Linked DNA regions of Homo sapiens: region 2 is linked to region 1. A link is a contact called in ENCODE Hi-C data. All regions are on one chromosome and are shown on one strand. The core of a region is the stretch at or near the end of the contact, and the rest is flanking DNA. Distances in the headings are between cores, read along the strand shown.

Region 1 (2,700 bases), core at 48-2,547:
TCCTAGCACCTTGGGAGGCCAAGGCAGGAGGATCACTTGAGGCCAGGAGTTGGAGACCATCCCGGGCAACATAGCGAGACCCCGTCTCTAAAATAAAGTAAAAATAGGGCCAGGCGCGGTGGCTCATGCCTGTAATCCCAGCACTTTGGGAGGCCGAGGTGGGCGGATCACCTGAGGTCAGGAGCTTAAGACCAGCCTGGCCAACGTGGTGAAACCCCATCTCTACTAAAAATACAAAAAATTAGCTGGCTGGGCATGTGACGGGCCCCTGTAATCCCAGCTGCTTAGGAGGCTGAGGCAGGAGAATCGCTTGAACTCAGGAGGCCAAGTTTGCAGTGAGCAGAGATTGCGCCATTGCACTCCAGACTGGGCAACAAGGGCAACAAGAGAGAAACTCTGTCTCAAAAAATAAATAAAATAAAATAAAATAAAATAAAATAAAATAAAATAAAATAAAATAAAACAAAATAAAATAAAATAAATAAAATAAAATATAAAATAAAATAAAATAAAATATAAAATAAAATAAAATAAAAAATAAAAATAAAATATAAAATAAAATAAATAAAATAATAAAATAAAATAAAATATAAAATAAAATATAAAATAAAATAAAATAATAAAATAAAATAAGCCAGATGTGGGGTTGTGCGCCTGCAGTCCCAGCTACTGGGGAGTCTGAGCTGAGAGGATCGCTTGAGCCTGGGAGGTTGAGGCTGCAGTGAGCCATGAGCCATGGTCGTGCCACTGTACTCCAGCCTGGGCAACAGAATGAGAATCTGTCTCAAAAAATAATTTTAGAAAAGGGTGGCAAAGGCTGTATGGCCTTTGGGAACAGTCTCATTGCTATTCACCTTGATCATGTCTTCCACCTGCACAATTCCCACTGCCTTTCCCACCGGCACTCCCCTTAACCCTGACTGCAAAAAATTAATGAATGAATTAATTAAAAATTAATACATTATAATCAATATAGTCTCACTTTATAACACTATCATTACCACCTTCATTATCTGTTCCTGCCACTATTTTTCACCTGGACAAAACACAAAGACGTCAATCAAGCAACAAAAAACTCCAAAAAAACCACACAAAAAGCAAAAGTACCCGTACCCCAACTCAGTAGTCTGAAAACCCTTCCGGCATTTTTCAGTGGACTACAGAGCGATATTGGGCATACCAATTGGTGTTTCCTTTTCTAAGTTCAGAAGACAAATAGAAATGTATGAGCCACAGTGCTTAGTTTTTCCATATTGTGGCTCTCATTTTTCCAGCGGGATGCAGAGAAAGTAGTTCTTGTCTGTCACCTAGTGGACAAAAATGGATTTGCGCCTTGCCACTATGCTCTGGTAGCTAAACTTCAGAAACCGCATTGATTCAAATAAAGATTGTTGGATTCTATGAGATGATTCTACTTTCCGAGCTTCAGAGCTCCACAGGTTGAAAAAAAACAAGATGATATAATGCTGAAGACTTGTTGCAAAACAGAACAGGAGTTGATGCAAAATCAAGATGGGAAGAAAACCACACTTACAGAACCACGTAATAAATAGCTGTGCTTGGTGAGGGAATATTATTGTCATTCATATGAGTCAATTGCAATCAGAATACTATGTGGAGCAATGGCTTTAAATGGCCCCATCCTCCAATAAAGCAAAGCAAACAAGAACGTATTGCTGACTTTCAAATGAGCAGAAGTTCTTGTAATCCCCCTGCTAAAAAATTTAAATGAACTTTAACCCAACTCTTTCCCTTGTATCTAGTAAGTCATCTAGTCTTACCAGTTTTTTTCTTACTGCTACTAAGAGTGAGCAATAGATGCTTTTCCATATCAGTTTCCATCTTAGCTCTGACCAGACTACACACTGTCATTAGATTCATCTTCCTTAAACTTGTCACTATTTTTTGAAAATACCCTAGAACTCAATTTCCCTTTCTTTCCAAATACCTCCTCCATCTGATTTCACTGTTACTTTAATCCAGTGTCATCCTACCCTTACATTTTCATTTCCCTGGCCCATTGAAGAAGTGTTGCTCATTGCAGCCTTTGAGTCTTCAGATGGGGTCCTGTCCTTCCCTCCCTTTGCCAGATGAAGCCTTTTCATCCTGTAGGATCCAGCCCAGCTGTTGCCCCTCCATGTCACTCTCCCTTGTCTGAGTAATCCTATGAGGGTTATAGGTTATATTCTATAACTGTGTGCTTGTGCAAATACTTGTCAAATGGTTTACTATTGATACACAGGCTTCAGTCTCATCTTATCCAAAATCTATTGGGAAATATTCCAGGCCAGATACCATTTCTTATCCCTTTTCAAGCCCTCATCGGGGTCTACATGTTTGGGAGCACTGTGAGCTCAGTAAGATACTTGTCGATTGGTTTTCTTTATCAGCTCATAATTCTGCAAGGAAGATGGAGCTGGTATTGTAATTCCTGATTTACAAACGAGGACGCTGAAGCCCAGAGCATTTTCAAGACTTGTTCTTGGGAATGGCAGTGCCAGGACAGGAGCTCTGGGTATTTCCTCCTTGTCTAGTCCCCTTCCTGGTGCACCCCACGGTCATCATACTGATAGAGTGATGCACTAAGCCTGTATTTATTTTCAGATCGATTTCTAGATAACGAGCACAAGCTCATATTGTGAGGAGCAGCTAGACAACAGATGATAATCAGGGTGTGTGCTTATGCAGCCTGGGTGGCAA
Region 2 (2,700 bases), core at 91-2,590, 180 kb after region 1:
TGTGAACGCCTGTAGTAATTCCTACCCGCCCTAAATTCACAGACATTAGAAACCCTCCCAGTAACACAGCCTCGGAATCAAAGAGAATCTGCAAAGCCATGCAGCCGAAGTGAACTCTGTGATACCTGTGTGATCCTGAATGGGTCCCGTCTTGCTGGTCAACACACTCCACTTGAGCTGCACGTGATTGTCATGTTCCCAGTGGCAGAAGGTCTTGTGAGAGCCCCAGCCAAATTCACAGTTAAAACCATATGTTGGAAACTCTTCAGTGGGTGGGAAGTAAAAATAAGAGACAAGCAAAGAAAGGCAAATTTGATCATTTAGGGTCACAAAGGCCCTTGGTTCACTCATGGAAAGCACGATTTATACAACTTTATGTCTGTTTGAAAATTCCAGGAAAGCCAGGATTACCAAGAAACCAAAAGATGCATGGAGATGTCAAAATGTTTGCAAAACCACATTTAGTAATTTCTTTAAAAATCCAGCTTTAAAAGGATTATGGACTGCCTGTCAAATTGGGTTTACATAAAATCTCCAGGAAGGCTATTTTCTAAAGCACGTGTATTACATTTGCTGCACTCTCCCCATTTCCACAGTATTTAATATGAAAGCCATTCTGTTCTTGAGGATAAATCATATAAGTTGATACCCACCAATGAAAAGAATCTTAATTAGAGATTGACCCATGAAGCCTCAAAAGTGGAAAGTAACTTGGCGAAATGCCTCACCCAGGAGGTTTTCTCTATTTCCACCTCACCAGTTCATGCTTCAGGTCTTTAATGTCAGGGTTAGAATCTCTTAAGCATTTTAGGATTATTTTTTTTTCTTCCATGCCTTCTATAAGGTCGATTAATTTAAGTATAAATTTCTGCTTTTTTAATTTCTAAATTTACATATAAATTGTTCACCCGGCTTAAAACCTCAATGTAAGGTCATCTAAATCCAAAGCCCATTTCAATAGCTACCCGTTTTTACTTCTCTTTTCTTTTTTTTAATGTTCAAAAGGCTTCCTTAGGAATCTGAAAAGACAGCGTGAATGAATTCACGGGAATGACTTGCCTTGTGTGTGCCCTACAAGGTGCTGTTGGACTATGGTGTTTTTAAAACCCACAGCCTGACATTTTACACAGCCTCTTTTTGAAAGGAGCTTAACTTTTAAGTATGGGAAAAATGAAATCATTGCTACTTATTCCAAGTATGACTGTTGTTTTGGTAAACATAAGCTAACAATAAAAAAAATTCTAAAGATGAAATTCTCGGGCTTCTGCCCCCTCCTTTCGTCCTCCTATAAAGAACGAAGCCCGCAGATGCAGCTGTTTTCTCCAGTGACGAAGGGCCTTTAGGCTTGTCACTGACTTTAGGCAGTCCACGAGGTGGCAGCATTGAAACAAACAGGAAGGCGCCTGGGGCATCTGGACCGTTGAACTTAAAAATAAGCCTCAAAAGAATCCCTATGAACAATAAGGGAAGTCTGGTATTAGATGCTGTATTAGGGTCAGGCCAAGACCTTATCTCATTTTGAGCTTCTTTAACTTGCTTGTGTTTATTAACAAAGTATCTCGCCTTCTGCTCTGAGCCTTGTCTCCATGGCCCCTCCCCCAATGGCAGGAGGAATTTTAATGGGAAGATTTATTGAATAGATAAGAATGATTTACTTTGCATTTTTAGTTTATAAGGAACCCTTTTCTAGAGCTAATGTCAAATTTTGGAAGGAATCCACCATAAAAACTGTCCAAATGGAGCAGTTTGGATTCTCCCAATGATAATGTGACCTCCCAAAGGGTAGACAGAGCCAGTTTGGGAAAGTAAACTAGTAAGCTATGTGATGTGTAAAATGTGAGTACTTTCATTTAGTGCAAACAGGCTATATTTCACAGCTGTAGTGTCATCGGAGAGATATATTTCATGTCTAGTCTATCATAGCCATGAAATAGGACTTCTTAAGGCATGGGAAACCCTCTCCAAAATTTACCACTCTTTTCCGCAGCAAGATTGAATTATGTAGATGAAGTACAGTCAACTGAACGGTGACTGAATGATTGAGCAACCTTGGATGCCAACGCCCATGACCCTGAAATGTACTGTTGCATAATCTCATGTTAGAAAATGTTAATATTGGAACATGTTAATGTGTGTGTGGTTTTGATTTTTCTCCTTAAATGTACTTTATAAAACATGCACATTCAGGATAAAGAAAGCCACCCCAGCACACACAGTTCTGCCTGTATTTACTTTGTTAATACATTACATTTATTGTTTATAGAACAGAAAATGACATCATCCATTCTTTTGGCTCTTCATATTCTGATGATACCATAAAATGTAGGAACTTGGATATTTTTGAAATGACCAGGACATGGAACCGCTTTGCCTGAAAAAATGTTTCAGGCACTTCTCGCTTCAGAGAATGACAGTCTGCCTTTACCTTCCAATGTCCTTCCCCATCCTGTACATTTAACCAGGTGAACCGCTCTAAGTTTTTGTATTTTACTGCTCTTTTATCTTCTTGTCTTGATCATGTAACTTGTGGCAATTTGGTTATTTAAAGGATATGTTTTTAGATCAATGCCTTTTGTTGGGGAGGGTTATGGAGTGAGAGGTTCAATGTGGAAACTTCCAGCCTGGCTAGAAAGACAAACACACAAACCACCCATAAACATTTATAGAAAGGGAAAAGAAAGAGAGAAGGACAGAGGAAAG

Evidence for each region. Hi-C counts contacts between places; a loop is a spot of excess contacts on that map. Pooled maps may share reads with other maps.
Region 2: a map of MCF 10A shows a loop between it and region 1 (13-fold over the local background). The contact joins two enhancer-like sites. A Hi-C loop is called at or near these places in 2 of 168 maps with a recorded cell type or tissue (MCF 10A and PC-9) and 8 of 50 pooled maps.

What each region holds. Positions count from the first base shown.
Region 1 is chr10:33,007,599-33,010,298 of GRCh38, forward strand. The region is part of intron 2 of ITGB1-DT (ITGB1 divergent transcript); the gene reads left to right. Among named protein-coding and RNA genes, the nearest start is that of ITGB1-DT, 26 kb to the left of the region's middle. Within about 2 kb of position 1,298, at least 6 of the 41 ENCODE cell types and tissues checked have a DNase peak (open chromatin) inside an H3K27ac peak, as active enhancers do.
Region 2 is chr10:33,192,156-33,194,855 of GRCh38, forward strand. It overlaps NRP1 (neuropilin 1), which reads right to left. Exons shown (of 17, transcript NM_003873.7): 13 at 126-263. Among named protein-coding and RNA genes, the nearest start is that of IATPR, 77 kb to the left of the region's middle. Within about 2 kb of position 1,341, at least 17 of the 41 ENCODE cell types and tissues checked have a DNase peak (open chromatin) inside an H3K27ac peak, as active enhancers do.